Linked DNA regions of Homo sapiens: regions 1 and 3 are each linked to region 2. Evidence: chromatin loops called from intact Hi-C (ENCODE). Cell type or tissue: Caco-2. All regions are shown on one strand.

Region 1 (5,000 bases), 77 kb before region 2:
TGAAAGTGTGCCTCCTTCACTTTCTGCTGGCAAGGAAAAAAAAAAAAGAGAAAAGAAAGAACAAGAAAAAAATAAGGTTTTAAAGAAAAGAATTTAAAAAAAAAGAATTTAAAAAACACTTGACATACTTTCTCAGGAAAGCAAAAGCAGCCTGCACTGTGACTTAAACATAACAGTAGTAGAAATTCACTTTCATTGTTATTTCTCTCTCTATTTTTTGGCCTATAAAGGTCAGGCTCATAGAATAAGGAATTCATTGGTCTTCAGAGCATTCAAGGAATCAGTGGGTGGGGAGTGCTAACCGAGAAGCTGACAAAAGTGTTGACTTCTGGTACTAAAGAGAGAAAATAGATAAATGAAAAATGAAGCAGATGATAAAAAAAGAAATAGAAAAAAGAGAGAGAAAATATTGGCCAGAACAAAATTGTAATGTGCGGAAGGGATCTACATGTCCATCGGTAGGAAAATGGCAAAATATGTTCATCAGACAAGGACCCTTCAGCTGTGATGAGGAACATTCTTCATTCCAACAAGAAAGGAAGTTTACAAATTATCAAGGGAAAAATCAAGTTGCAAAACAATGTATCCAATATGACCCCACTTGTGTAAAACTGTGTATGTGTATTTGTACTAACATTCACATTTCTCTGTATGTATAGAAAAGTCTGGAAGTGTAGCCATCAATGTGTTCATTATGTTTACTTCTGAGGGATGGAATGGGAGAAGGGACAAGTGTGCAAGGCAAAGAGGGGACTTTTACCAGCCCCAGCGTTTATAAAGATCAGTACATGACTAATCTTTAACCTACACTCCTCACTCCATATTATTTTGAAGCAAAGATAAAAATTTTAATAGATCTCTGTTGCTTGAATATTTTTATAATAGGTCTTTATTATTTGATAATGGTTGTGTTTACTGCTGGAAACTGTTAATAGATGCCGTACTCCTAATAGCAATAGCTGTCATTTCCTATTACAGTGTGAGGCACTGTTCTTTTTTTAAATTCATGTCTTACTTAGATTTTGTAGGTATGTTTAATAAATTTAATACCCATTAAATTTAAATAGATGCATCTAGATAATATACTTTTTTTTTCTTTTTCTTATTATACTTTAAGTTCTGGGATACATGTGCAGAACATGCAGGTTTGTTACATAGGTATATGCGTGTCCTGGTGGTTTGCTGCACCCATCAACCCGTCATCTACGTTAGGTATTTCTGCTAATGCTATCTGTCCCCTTAGCCCCCAGGCCCCTGGCAGGCCCTGGTGTATAATGCTCCCCTCCCTGTGTCCATGTGTTCTCATTGTTCAACTCCTACTTATGAGTGAGAACAGGCAGTGTTTGGTTTTCTGTTCCTGTGTTAGTTTGCTGAGAATGATGGTTTCCAGCTTCATGTCCTTGCAAAGACATGAACCCCTCCTTTTTTATGGCTGCGCAGTATTCCATGGTGTATATGTGCCACATTTTCTTTACCCAGTCTATGGGCATTTGGGTTGGTTCCAAGTCTGCTATTGTGAATAGTGCTGCAATAAACATACATGTGCATGTGTCTTTATAGTAGAATGATTTATAATCCTTTGGGTATATACCCAGTAATGGAATTGCTGGGTCAACTGGTATTTCTGGTTCTAGATCCTTGAGGAATTGCTACACTGTCTTTCACAGTGGTTGAACTAATTTACATTCCCACCAACAGTGTAAAAGCGTTCCTATTTCTCCACGTCCTCTCCAGCATCTGTTGTTTCCTCACCTTTTAATGATCGCCATTCTAACTGGTGTGAGATGGTATCTCATTGTGGTTTTGATTTGCATTTCTCTGACGACCAGTGATGATGATGAGCTTTTTTTCATGTTTGTTGGCTGCATAGATGTCTTCTTTTGAGGAGTGTCTGTTCATATCCTTTGCCCACTTTTCGATGGGGTTGTTTTTTTTCTTGTAAAATTGTTTAAATTCCTTGTGGATTCTGGATATTAGACCTTTGTCAGATGAGTATCTTGCTATTACAAATTAGTCTGCTATGATAACTTCTGTACAAGTTTTCCTTACAGACATATGCATTCATTTCTTTTGGATAAATATCTAGGAATGGAATGTCTGGATTCTGTGGTATGTATATGTTGACTTTTTAAAGATAATACTAAATAAAAGTGGTTGTGCCATTTTACATTCCCACCTGCAGTATATGAGAGTCTCATTTCTTCCACATTCTTGCCAGTAGGGTCACTGTTTTCAAATTTAGCCATTCTAATTGCTGTGTGGTGGTATCTTTTTGTGGTTTTAATTTGCATTTCCTAATGACTAATGATAGTGGTTAATTTTCATGTCTTCATTTGCCATTCATATATACTCTTTCATGAAGTGTTTGTTCATGTATTTTGCTCATTGCAGGGAGCAAGGGGAGTGTTTTTTTAATTATTATTGAGGTTTTGGAATTTTTTATACATCCCAGATGCCAGCCATTATCAGATATATGCAAATATATACTCCCAATGTGGTTCATCTTCTTATTCTCTCAACAGGGTCTTTCAAAGTGCAGAAGTTTGTAAATTTGATGAAGTTCAGTTTATTAAAAAAAAAAAATTTTATGTATCATGTTTTTGGTGACCAATCTGAGAAATCTGTGCATAATCCAAGGTTTTCTTCTAGAAGTTTTATACTTTTAGGCTTTACATTTAGGTCTATTATGTATTTTGAGTTCACTTTTACATATGGTATGAGATGTGGATCAAAGCATTTTTTTCATGCAAATATTTTATTGTTGCAGCACCATTTGTTGAAAAGACTATTCTTTCTTCACTGAATTGTCTCATCAAAAATCAGTTGTCCGTATATGTATGAATCTATTTCTGAACTTTTATTCTATTGATTTGTCTATTTTGATGCCATTACTATACCATCTTGATTACTGTCACTTTATAAGTCACCTTAAAATCAGATAATGTTGGTCCTCCAACTCTGTTCTTTTTCAAAGTTGTTTTGGTTAGTCCTTCGTATGTGTATGTATATTTTAAAAATTTACATATGCAATTCTGACTTTCATAAAATTTCCACTAGGTGATTTGTTAGAAGCCCAACAACCTCCTTGTGACCTAGGCCCTGTTTAAATGCATTAAGGATATGGCTGATAATGGCTTAAGTACTGTTCCCTACTGGCTGAAGCTGAAAGTAGACCTGAGAAGTTGAGATGGCTAATACAAAAGCCAACAGTCTTTCAGAAGTGAACATAACATGGAACTGTAGCAGGAGCATCGAGGGACCCCACAGTTAGCAAAAAGAACCAACAGAACCTAAGGAATACTTCCAGTACTTTCTTAGGCATAGTTTAATATGCTCCCATTTTAAAATAAAGTACAAATAAACCCTATCCATCATTAACACTTTAGCATTTGAATCAGGTGATGAGAGCACATTCTTCCAGGCAAGATTGTAAAACCAAATGGAAGGCAAGATTTCCCTGGAGGTAGAGAAGGAGGAGACAGATTCTGTTGGGCACAGGAAGGAAAGGCAAGACTGCTTGGGATATCTGAGGCCCAAGGCAGCCAGAGGTGGCACATGGCCACTGGGGCCTGAGGGGAAAGGATTTACCAAAAGAGGTGAGAATATGCTGCTTTGACCACTTTGCAAATTAACTGGGTGCCCCATGGCAGCAATTGCCTAGTGATTACCTGGAAAATCTTTATGTGTGTGTGTGGTTTTTTTTTTTTTTTTTTGACTGCCTATGTGCAGTTCAGCATTTCCACTTCCTGCTCCATTTACAAAAGGGTCCCAAAGTTTATCTTGTGACATTTGGTCCTTTATTAAGAGGAAGCAATAGGTGGTCATTTTTAGAGGATAACATCCTGTGCTTTTACCATTTCCATAAAAGGGAGGGGATTTAGCTACTTCTCAAGAGAAAAGAGTATGAGAGAATCACTTCCAGCTTCTCTTTAAACCCCTAATTTACTGTTCCCCAAGTCACAAAGAATGACTCATCTGAGTAGTGAATTGAGAAGAACTTGAGCATGCTTGGCTAGGGGCCTTCTGCATTCTCTCACCACACACCAGCCTGTTGGTAATACATACTTTTATGGTGCTGACAGCCTCTGCCCATGCCAGGAGAGGTCTTTTTTCATTAACTCCACCAGTGACTAGGTGGGGATGATCAGATCACAGAGGATATATGAAGAAGCCCACTTGGCCATAGACCCAAGTCATATTCTCCAGCTTACCTTTGTCAAAAGTAAATTTGGTATTTTGATCTCTATGTCTGGCTCCTATGCCCTGGTTCTAATCTTAGGAAGGAAAGATACATTTTTGGTGGTTTCCTACCAACCCTATGTTGGTAGTTCAGGCGAAAATATGCTGGTAGGAAAGGGTTAAAAGTGTGAGAGGAAACAAAATGAAAAAAAAAAAAATGTGTTCAGGGAAACAGCACTGAGAAGTCCTCAAGGCAGAAATGCAGGCTGTAAGAATTGGGCTTTAGCTCTGTTCCTGCCAGTGTGGAACCTACAGGGTTCATGAAGAATGGGCCCCATTTGGGACACAATCTCAGACTGCAGACAGACCCTCCCCAACCCTGCTATAGGAGACCTTTCACTCTCTCTATCGCCAGCTCCGGGTGGGAATTAGTCAAGTGTCTTACCTAGACATGGTGCTTTTGTTCCTTAAAAAGAAAACAGACTGGTGTTATCTGTGTGTTCAACTTTCAATGCAGCTTTGACTTTTCTTGTGTCCCAACATTTGTGATAGAAAAGATGGAGATTGTCTTAGTCCACTTTGTGTTGCTATAAAGGAAAACCTGAGGCTAAGCAATTTATAAAGGAAAAAGGTTTATTTGACTCATGATTCTGGTGGCCAGAAAGTTCAAGATTGGGTGAGGGCTGCTGGCTGCTTCCATTCACAGGAGAAGGTGAAGGAGAGACAGTGTATGCACAGGTCACGTGGCGAGGAAGGGGTGGTGGTGGAGGGAGAGTGTGCAAGGAAGTGCTAGGCTATTTTTAACAACTGGCTGTATTGGA
Region 2 (5,000 bases):
CACCTTCTCACTGTGTCCTCACATGGTAGATGGGGCAAGAGACCTCTCTTGGGCCTCCTTTATAAGGGCACTAATCCCATTCAAAGGTCTCACCTCTTAATACCATCACTTCGGGAGTTAGGATTTCAACATATGGTGGGTTGGCAGTGGACACAAATATTCAAATCATAGTATTCACTTCATACCACTCTCCCCCTCCCCCTCCCACTACGCTGGTCACCTTTTTGTTTCCCAAACCTGCCAAAGATTTCCTGCTCAGGGACTTTGCACAATAGTTCCTTTTTGCAGATAATTCATGGCTCTTGTTCAGCCCTCTGGTCTAAGCTTAAATGTCCTTGTAACAAAGAGTTTCTGGTCATAACATATATCACAAACTGTAATTATCTTCTTTGTTGATATATTTTACTTATTTACTGTCTGTCTCTCCCACTAGGATGTAAACTCCATGAGGGCAGAAAACAAGCACAGGTACAACCCAACTTATCCTTCAAGTGTCAGCTCAAATATTGTTCTTCATATACGTAGGGCCTGGCACATAGTAGTTGGTGGATAGATGAATGAATGAATGAATGAATGAATGAATGAATGAATGGAAAAGGAGTGAGGCAAAAGGCAGCGGCCTTAAAACAGACATATAAATCAGACTGAGGTTGTGCAAAAAAAGTATTTCTGAAACTGAGATACTCCACAAAATCCATGGTGTCAATAATATAGTATCATTTATAGACCTTGTAATTATTTGTTTTAGGTTAAATAAACAGTGTCAATTTGATACTAGCGGGATAGGTGAGGTCCTGAAATGCTGGTGGGACCTCGACCCTGGCCAGTGTCCAGGTTCTTGACAACATGGTAAGAAGGAATTCAACGATGAATCAGAAAGTAGTGAAAGTACGAAGATTTACTGCAAAGCAAAAAATACACACTCAAGAAAAGGGAGTGCAGGCGTACATAAGAGAGAGTCACGTGCATGGGGGTTTGAGGTAGCTACCTTTAGGGTTTTCTTTAACTAAGGGGTGGAATATTCATGAAAATTCCTAGAAAAAGGTAGAGATTTCTCAGAACTGTTGTGTCAACCATTAACTATGGGTGTCCCTGGAACTGTCATGGCACTGATGGGTGATTTAGCATGTTAATGAGTATATAATAAGGTCCTAGGTGAAACTTAGATCAAATCTAGCACCATGTTGGGTCCAGTTGGGTCTTAGCCAGCGTGATCTACATCCTGGTTTTGGGGATCTTATAAGCCCCTAGCTTCTGTGGGTATTTCAACAGTTTCCTTTTCCTAGTCATGTGAAACTGCTGCCTGGAATTTTCTATTCTCCTGCAGCCACCCCTGTATTATTTCTGTCTCACATTAGTTCAGGTTGTTACAAAATAAATTGCCTCAAAGTTGTTCATTTAATATCAAAATTGTGGCAATATTTTAAATTGGAAAACCTGGCAATTCTTGTCACTTTCATATCACAGAGCTAATTATGGAAGCAAATAAAGTTGAAAAGTTCTTCAGACTTGAATATATGCTACAAAATGATACCTTCAAAATGACTGTCCTAACTAAAAAAGAAAAGGTAAAATAAGTCATTGTTTAACATTGGCTATTTAACTATTGTCTACCACCATGGAGCCAGTTCTATTAAAGTATATCTCTCAAGAAAAGAGTACCTTGCCATATATATTAAATGCTAAATATGCTTTAAATAACTGGTAGTTATGAATAGATTTAAATAATTGGTATATATAGCTTCCGTTTTGCTTTATAGAATACTAACATTGAAAAGTTAATTAATGAAATGCACATTAAGGAAGATAGTGTTTTAATAGTCTATATCATTCCCAATAACAAGCTTTGACTTGCTACTGTAGAACAGAATGACCAGGTGTTATTCTTCCCCACTTCAAAAGAAGAATGCTATTCTGATAAGGATTTTTGTTATTATTAAGTGCTAACTGCCTGAGATATTTTAAATATTTACATTCTTTGGTGAGTGGAAGTCCTACTCTCTCTTCTAATTACATTTTTCTGCAAGCATCCTGCCAAACAGCCTTCAAAACAACTTACATTTAAAGAGCTCTTTGCATTTTTTTTACCCAATCTGTCCCAATTTTTAGGAATAAAACAGCAAATCTTAGCTAGGAATTTACTTTTCAACTGTGAATGTCAAAGATTACACCAATTTTAAGGAGGTTTTTTTTTTAACTTTTACAAATTGAAAATAGTTCTCTGAACTATCAAGAAAAAACTAAAAATTGAAATCTGTTTCTTAATAGAAGCATTAAGATCATAAATCATGGCAGGCAGAGGGGAGAAGTCATCTCAAAAGGGTAAAGTGCAATCCCCTAAGAACAGAACACTTGAGCTCAGCCTAAAGGGCATATCTTCAAATTGCACATGTTGGTTTGTTATTTTAGAACTGCTCTTGAGAGCTGGGGTTATAGGAAAGGCCTTGTTTCCATTGGCTGCTATAAATAAAATGTGAACCATTATATCATCTCTTAAGAGAGTTTTATAGAAACACCAGGCATAGCTTCAAGTATAGCAATTTATACAAGTACCTCTCTAAATATATGTCTTGGAATCGTTGCTAAACCAGGTAATAAGGGACATTACCACTTTTGCTAAGGCATATTTGTGTGACAGATTAGACCCTGTTTAGGCACCTATTTACAGGTCAAAGCCTGCAGGCCTTGAAAAGAGAAAGCAGGGAGTTCACCCCGCCTGGCCTCCAGCTCCAAGGCAGCTGTGTAATCCCACTGAACCTGTTTGGCAGCTCATGCAGTAACTGCTGCAGCTTGCAGATAAGACCCTCTTGGAAAGCCTGATAGCCCTTGTCAATAATGAAGCCTCAAGAGCAACTGGAATTTTCTAAAACATCAAAACACATTATCTGATTTGTGCTGATACCCAGTCATTACAGAGAGCCAGTTGAGTAAGATTTTTGTTAAGGAAAGATAGATGTCTTTGCTTCTTTAAAGGTGTCATATGTAAATCTCAAATCTTACCTTGATCATAAGCAACCATTGTTTGCTTACCTGTTGCATCACTGAAGCAAAATAAGTCATACTAGCCACAAAAACAAGACTAACATTGGATTTCCACAGCTCTTTCGGCAGTGGGCTGGAAAGTGCTATTAAAACATGGCTGTTTCATAATTTCCCTATTGGGTAGGTATTACAAGATCTCATTTTTTACATGATCATGAATTTTATTGCCTCTAGAAAAGCAGAACTGGTCTAGGTTAGGGGGCAAATGAGTGCCCTACCTGCAACCCATAACAAAGTGAGGCTTTTAGCCAGAGGAGGAATGAAGCTGTTTAGCACTCTGGATCCAGGGCTACGTACTAAGGCGTCTCACTCAGGGAATATGGAATGTTCCTGAAATTCTGCTGGGTCTATCCTTTTTGCTTTTCAAAAACCTGGTCACTGAAGAGAGAATATATTTATTAAATCTAGATACCAATAAACCTCTCATTGTGAAATAAAAGAAAAGTTGCTGGAATACAATACTCAAAAAGACCATGAAGATGTTTCAGTCAGAGAAAGAAGAAAAAGACTGCGTGGGTAGACAATGACAAGAGGGCTGGAATGTAGAAGCCCAGGGGAGTCAGAAAAGAGAAAAATGTGTTTATGTGTCTGGCGAAGCTGTTTGAAACAGTGCCCTATCTCTCCGTGTCTAATCAGTCACAGTTTATGCTGATAGAGCTTTCACTGCTGTCTTTTCCCTTTAATACCACTTCATAGTGTAACAGGTAGAGTTCCTTTCACAGTTATGACTTAGCTTTTCTTTTGTAAACAGCTTTTCACTTATTTAAAAGAAGTTGTACATACATATGAATGGACTCACAAGGAAATAATGAGAAACACTATAAATTCTGTGTTGAGGCTGTAGAAAGCCAAAGTGCTCTAATAATAAGTTTGTTATAGTATAGTTGATAACCGAAAAGTTCAATCAGATTTAAAGAAGCAGAGTGAGGGAATAAACCATGAAATAGCAGGTCTCAGAATATGAGGTTGTGGGCCATTGAAGAAAAAAAATTAAAGGAATTCATAAAAAGTATTAAAAGAAAATAAACCTTTTAACAAATTTTGTTCTTTTGAATCACAGTGAAAAGTTTCTCTCTCAATAACAAAATCTTAGTCAGACGTAACTGACTAAGTTTGCTACGTTTTATTACCTAAGGTAGCAAACTGGAAAGAAACACTTAAAAGTACTTAAATATTTTTATTGTTTTAAATCAAGTTTAAATAAAGGAAGAGACGATTCAATATTGCCTAAGTATTTTCATGACATTTCAAGTTTCTTCCTAAATTAATATCTAATTTAACAAGAAGTTTATTGAGGATTTTCATTCACTTATTTATTTCCCCAATAATGAAAACGGCTTTATGCTTTTCTGACTATATAAGTAATGAATTTTGAAAAAATTCAAAAACAAGTTATAGACAGAAAGAAAGTAAAAATGTCCTGAAACCTCATCACCCTGTGATAACCACGTTAACATTTTGGCACCTGTCCTTTCACACATCACACATCTCCGTATACACATTTATATAAAGAGAGTAACATGCATGCTATTCTTATTATGGCCCTTAATTTTTAAAATATTGCTTGGTTGGTTGTTTTCTTCATCTTTGGGAATCAATATCAAAATATGGTATACATATGTTCTTTTCCTTCCCCATGCTTATGAAATCAGATACATATATACCCTGTGTGTCTGTGGGTAATAGGCATTCTATGCATTTTGCCTCTCTCATCTAAACTGTCATGGATTCCCCTCCAAAAACCCTGGATAGTTCTAAATCATTCTTTTTAATAGCTGCATAATTTTTCTATTGTATGCATGAAGCATAATTTATTTAATCGTTTTTCTACCTAACACTTAATTTTTAACTTTTTTTATCCCAGTGGCACACCAGGATGCAGTAAATATCTTTCTGTGTGTAGCTTTTCATACTAATGCTTTTACGTAAGTAGGAAAATTCTTCCTACGAATAGATTG
Region 3 (5,000 bases), 90 kb before region 2:
GGACTTTTTTTTGAGAGACAGTGGTTGGGGACCATGTTTCCCCCCACTCCCTCCTTTCCCAGCACATCTGACTGCCTCCTGCCCACCTGCCCTCCTGCCTTCCTGCCCTCCATCCAGCCCTTTCCAGAAAACAGCAGCCAGGTCAACTATTCACAAACAGCCCCTTCTCATCCTTTGGTATTTTTAGATATCAGTGTTTTATAGGGATGTCTTGTTTTTCTTCCCCCCCCAGAAAACATATCAGAAGTCAAAAGAACAAATGCAGGCTGAATTAAAAATGGACTATGAGAGTTATCTGGAACTGGAAAAGACTGTTCTTATCAACCTTGGCCTAATCAAAGTCACAGAGAAGGGGTCATACATGGAGGTGATGTAAAAAAGCTTCCTGAAGGGGTGTTTTGGGGACTTCTTCCCTCTATTTATTTTTATGTCAGGTGAACTGGCATGCTGAACATATATATATATAGGCTCATTTATAGACTTTTATTTCCCTGCTATTAAAACTTTTGAATTTTAGCAATGAGATCTATTTCAGTTTTTGTACCATGTATGTACCAAATTTTGTACTGAATATGAAAGTGTTCTTTTTTAATGAATGTTTTCAATAACAAAATTTGTATTTTCCTATAATAATAGAGAACTTTGGATGTCCCTTCCATCCCAATCCTTGCTGTCCACACAGAGGCCCTCATTCCAGGCAGAAGGGGAAATCAAACTGCTCCTACTTATCAGCTTGCTTTTGGCCACCTTTCCAAAAAAAGTGCTTCCCCTTGGCCACTGTACAAACTGTAGGGCCATGTGCTAAACAAAATATTAGCAAATCAAATCCAGAAATATATATATATATATATTTTAAAGAGGTTAACACATGAAGACAAAGTTGGGTTTATCCAAGGAAGATAAGGTTAATTTAAGAGTAGAAAATAAATCAGTGATTAATCAAAAGAGAGAAATTATGATGCCAAGTCGATGCAGAAAAACATTTCATAAAAGTTGACATCAATTCATGATAATAATGATACATTCTTGGCATCTACAGAAAGAATTCCTGTAATGTGATGAAGGGCGTGTAAAACAATACTACACCAAACATGGTACTTCATGGTGACAAGCAGAAAGCTTTCCCCTGAGATGTGGAACAAGACACAGCTCACACCATCAGGTGCCTGACATCATGTACTGCAGTTGCCTTTTTGTTCCCATGCTGTTTAAGCCTAGCATAGGCACCAAAAAGCAACAACAGTATGTGAAACTGAGACACAAAAGAGCTTGGAGCCAGATTGTGAAGGCTCCTGTTTACCAAGCTAAGGAGCTGGATTAGAATTTATGGGGAATGAATGGAAGGTCTAAACAGGAAGTTGACCCAATCAGCTTTATTTTTAGGAAACAAGGAATGAACTAGAGCAGGGGAGAGTCTCATGGCAAGAAATCCTATTAGGAGGCAGGAGGAATTGTTCAGGGCAAAGGATTAGGATGCCCTGTACTAAAGCTTAATGTGAAGATAGAAATCAAAGGCTGGTTGGATGGGGAAGGGAAGACAAAGGATAATACCAAGGTTTATAAGTTAGATTGCTAGAGGAAAGAAAACTTTGTCGGATAGATTTTAGCTCTTAACCACCTGTGTGCCCTTGAACAGATGACCCAGCTCTGTGAAACAGATTCCCCTTCCATCAAGTCAGGTTGAGAGAACTTAACTTGCAGCATTTATGTAAGGGGCAAATGAGCCCCTGCAGATAAGGGGCCTGTGCCTGGCACATATTATTGTCATCATGATTGAAATATCCCAGGGCTCATCCTTACACTTGAACTTCTTTTATTCTTTCTTTTTTCTGCACTCACTTTCTAGGTGCATGCATCCACTCTCAAGGCTTTAGATACTACCTCTGTCCCTGACCTGGCCTTCTCTCTAAAATCAAGAGATGTGTATCTATTTGACCTTTTGTATCTCCACTTGGATGTTTAATAGGCATCTCAAACTTAAACATGTCCAAAATTGAGTGCTTGATGTTTCCCTTCAAAAACCATTCCTCCAGCAGTCCTCCCAGCCATGATGCTGCTTGGGGCAAAAGCCTTAAGGTCATCCTTCATCTCCTTTCTTTCACAATCCACATCCAATCTGTCAGCAAGTCCTGTTGACTACACGTTCAGTATGCATGTGAAACCTGATCGCTTCTCTTCTCCCTCACTGCTACCACCATGGTCCAAGCTGCATCATCATCAGCTTGGATTTTGCAGCAGCCTCCTGTTCTCCCTGTTTCTATGTTGTCATTTTCAGTCACTTTCAGCCACAGCCAGATGGTAGTTTTAAATGGATGCTGTCAGATGCTGTCATCCTTCTGCCCAGAATCCTTCCTCAACCTCATAGTATGATCACTCAGAGTATGTTCCCAATGCCTGTCTGTGCCCTGCAAGCCCTTGTACAGGCAGGCCTTCCACTGTCACCTGGTCCCATCCCTCCTTCCTCTCCCCTCCATCACACCCATCCCAGTCATGCTGGCCTCCTGTTCACCAAACATGCCAGGCATCTTCCTCTCCCTGGGCATCTGTGCTTGCTGTTCAGTACTTTCTCCAGAGATTTTTCTAATTTTATTTTCACGAGTTCACTCTAAAAAATGGTTTGTTTGTTTTTAAAGACAGGGCCTCACTCAGTTGCACAGGCTGGAGTGCAGTGATGCAATCATAGCTCACTGCAGCCTCAAGCTGTTGGGCTTAAGCAATCCTCTTGCCTCAGGCTCCTGAGTAGCTAGGACTACAGACACATACCACCACACCTGACTTTAAAAAAATATATTGAATGCCTTCTATGTGCCAGGGTCTACCATTTTAAACAGGATGGTCAGGGAAGGTGACACTTGAACAAGGCCTGAAAGAGGTGAGGGGTTTCACCTGTAGTCTTCTAGAAGTGTGTTCCATAACCCAGTCTCCCTCTCTTCAATGAAAAGAAGCTGGGACTACAGAGAACAGGTGTGTCATAACTGAGTGTCATAAACCATGACTGGAGGCTGAGCACATTGTTGTCTCAAATAAAAGCAGGGTGTTGTTAGCATAAAGGACTGGAGTAATGGATATTGAATAAGTGTCTGCCTTAGGGTTAGCAAATATAAAGCTTAGTATAGTGGCTAGCATACGGCAAGCAGTAAATATGTTTTGCCTGATTTACAAATACAAAATGGTTGTAACATTCTTGCTATAGAAACTAAACATGGGGCTCCTTATGGTTATGATAGCAGTTATTATTAGTTCAGTGTGATTTTTGTCTTTATTCTTTTTCTTTTTTCTTTTTTTTTTTTTTTTTTGAGATAGAGTCTCACTCTGTTGCCCAGGCTGGAGTGCAGTGGCTCGTTGTTGGCTCACTGCAACCTCTACCTCCCAGGTTCAAGTGATTCCCCTGCCTCAGCCTCCTGAGTAGCTGGTATTACAGGCATGTGCCACTATTCCCAGCTAATTTTTGTATTTTTAGCAGAGACAGGGTTTCACATGTTGGCCAGGCAGATCTTGAACTCCTGACCTCAAGTGATCCACCTGCCTCGGCTTCCCAAAGTGCTGGGATTACAGGCATGAGCTACTGCTCCCAGACCTGGTGTGGTGTTTTCATTGTGTGTTTATAACCTCAGTTTTCCTGAGTCTCATCACCTGTGGCCACCGAGAGGACACATAAGCAGCCATAGCCCAGGTTTCATGGGACCTTGGCCCACTTGCTTCTCAGGTATGCTAGCCTTCTGCAGAGTGCCCCCAAGTGTGTCCAGTGGCCACTGGGATGAAGATGGAGTCACATATGTTCAAGCCCACAACCACCAGGCACTCAGGGATCCCTTCTCTCAAAATGCTAGAGCTGCCTAATGGCCTGTAACGTGGGGGAAGGTGCTGGGACAATGCTTCTGGGTTAGTTCAAGTTCAGCGAGAAGCAAACACCAAGGCAGTAGCAGAGGTGCAAGAAGCAAGGCAGAGCCTTCAGAGCTCATGCAGGTCTGGTACCTATGGAAGAAAAGAGGAAAGGACAGAAGATGATACGATTCATCTCAGACCACTCAGCGTGGTTTAATTATTCATGATACCTCTCTTGGACACTAAGACTTTGAAACAGACAAACTCATAGTGATGTCTCTTCCTTCTCTGGGATGAGTTTTCTCTGAGGCTCTTCAACCCCTTAAGCTAAGGTCCTTTTGTTTGGCCCAGAACTTCCATTTGGCAGACAAGGCCAGGCATGCTGAATCCCAGTAAAGAACACAGCTGAGCCTCAAGCGAGGATGCTAACCACCTGTACTGAAGATGTAGGAATATCAGGTGTGAATGCAAATAGAATTAACTGGTATGCCTCCTTCCAATCCCCACAGCTCCAACCCTTTCCCCTACCACCCATTGTGAGTCGATCTGATCTTCTGACCTTAAGTCATTTGGTCTGGTCTACAGTGTAGTGAAAAGACAGGGGTCTTTAGGTCCTGGCAGACCTGAGTCCAAATCCCATCTTCATCACCTTGGGCAAACTGCACTATCCCCTAAGTCTTAGATGCCTTGTCTGTAAATGGGGATAATAATAATACCTAGCCTACCCCATACAAAGACAATGTATATAAAGCACCTGGAATATAGTTGGCGCTTAATGAATGTTGTTGCCTGTTCTTGCTTGGTCACAGGTGTATGTGCACACACAGACACACACACACACACACACCAGAGAAACGTAGTGTTTCCTCTTTGTTCTATGTAGTAATCTCTGATTTTAACTTTTTGTTGCCACTAATAATAACAGGAATGTTTCCCAGACTCAAATGCAACTTAAGCAGTGACTGTCCATGCCTGGTTTAATATTAGCCTTTGATCATCTTAATATGAGACCACAAGTGTTGGACATACTATTTAACATAAAATTTAAATAAATTTGAACAGCTTTCCTTTTTGCAGAACTGATAATGCTACTCAGAAAATTGATCATTCTAATATTTGATTAATTTCAATTAAATTTAATGATCATTCAGCTTTACAAATTGCTTTTTATCCGC

Evidence for each region. A loop is a pair of places that touch in the nucleus more often than their neighbours do. Peaks named below come from ENCODE experiments on the same cell type or tissue, not always from the same donor. Only the 100,000 strongest peaks of a DNase experiment are listed, where the experiment ranks them.
Region 1: a loop joins it to region 2, with 4 times the contacts of the local background. A loop is called at or near these places in 5 of 110 quality-filtered maps.
Region 3: it touches region 2 in a loop (2.6-fold over the local background); 6 of 110 quality-filtered maps call a loop at or near these places.

What each region holds. Positions count from the first base shown.
Region 1 is chr1:85,145,039-85,150,038 of GRCh38, forward strand. No RefSeq gene overlaps it. Among named protein-coding and RNA genes, the nearest start is that of MIR4423, 14 kb to the left of the region's middle. RefSeq lists an enhancer at 3,788-3,917. In Caco-2, a CTCF peak has its summit at 2,279; no DNase peak of the experiment used is centred here.
Region 2 is chr1:85,222,507-85,227,506 of GRCh38, forward strand. It overlaps LOC105378821 (a long non-coding RNA gene), which reads left to right and starts at 3,073. Exons shown (of 3, transcript XR_947548.3): 1 at 3,073-3,162. RefSeq lists a silencer at 2,618-2,778. In Caco-2, no CTCF peak of the experiment used is centred here; a DNase peak (open chromatin) is centred at 2,735.
Region 3 is chr1:85,132,623-85,137,622 of GRCh38, forward strand. It overlaps DNAI3 (dynein axonemal intermediate chain 3), which reads left to right. Exons shown (of 23, transcript NM_145172.5): 23 at 233-516. The coding sequence ends at 376. MIR4423 (microRNA 4423) reads left to right here and starts at 1,172; the gene lies at 1,172-1,251. In Caco-2, no CTCF peak of the experiment used is centred here; a DNase peak (open chromatin) is centred at 2,699.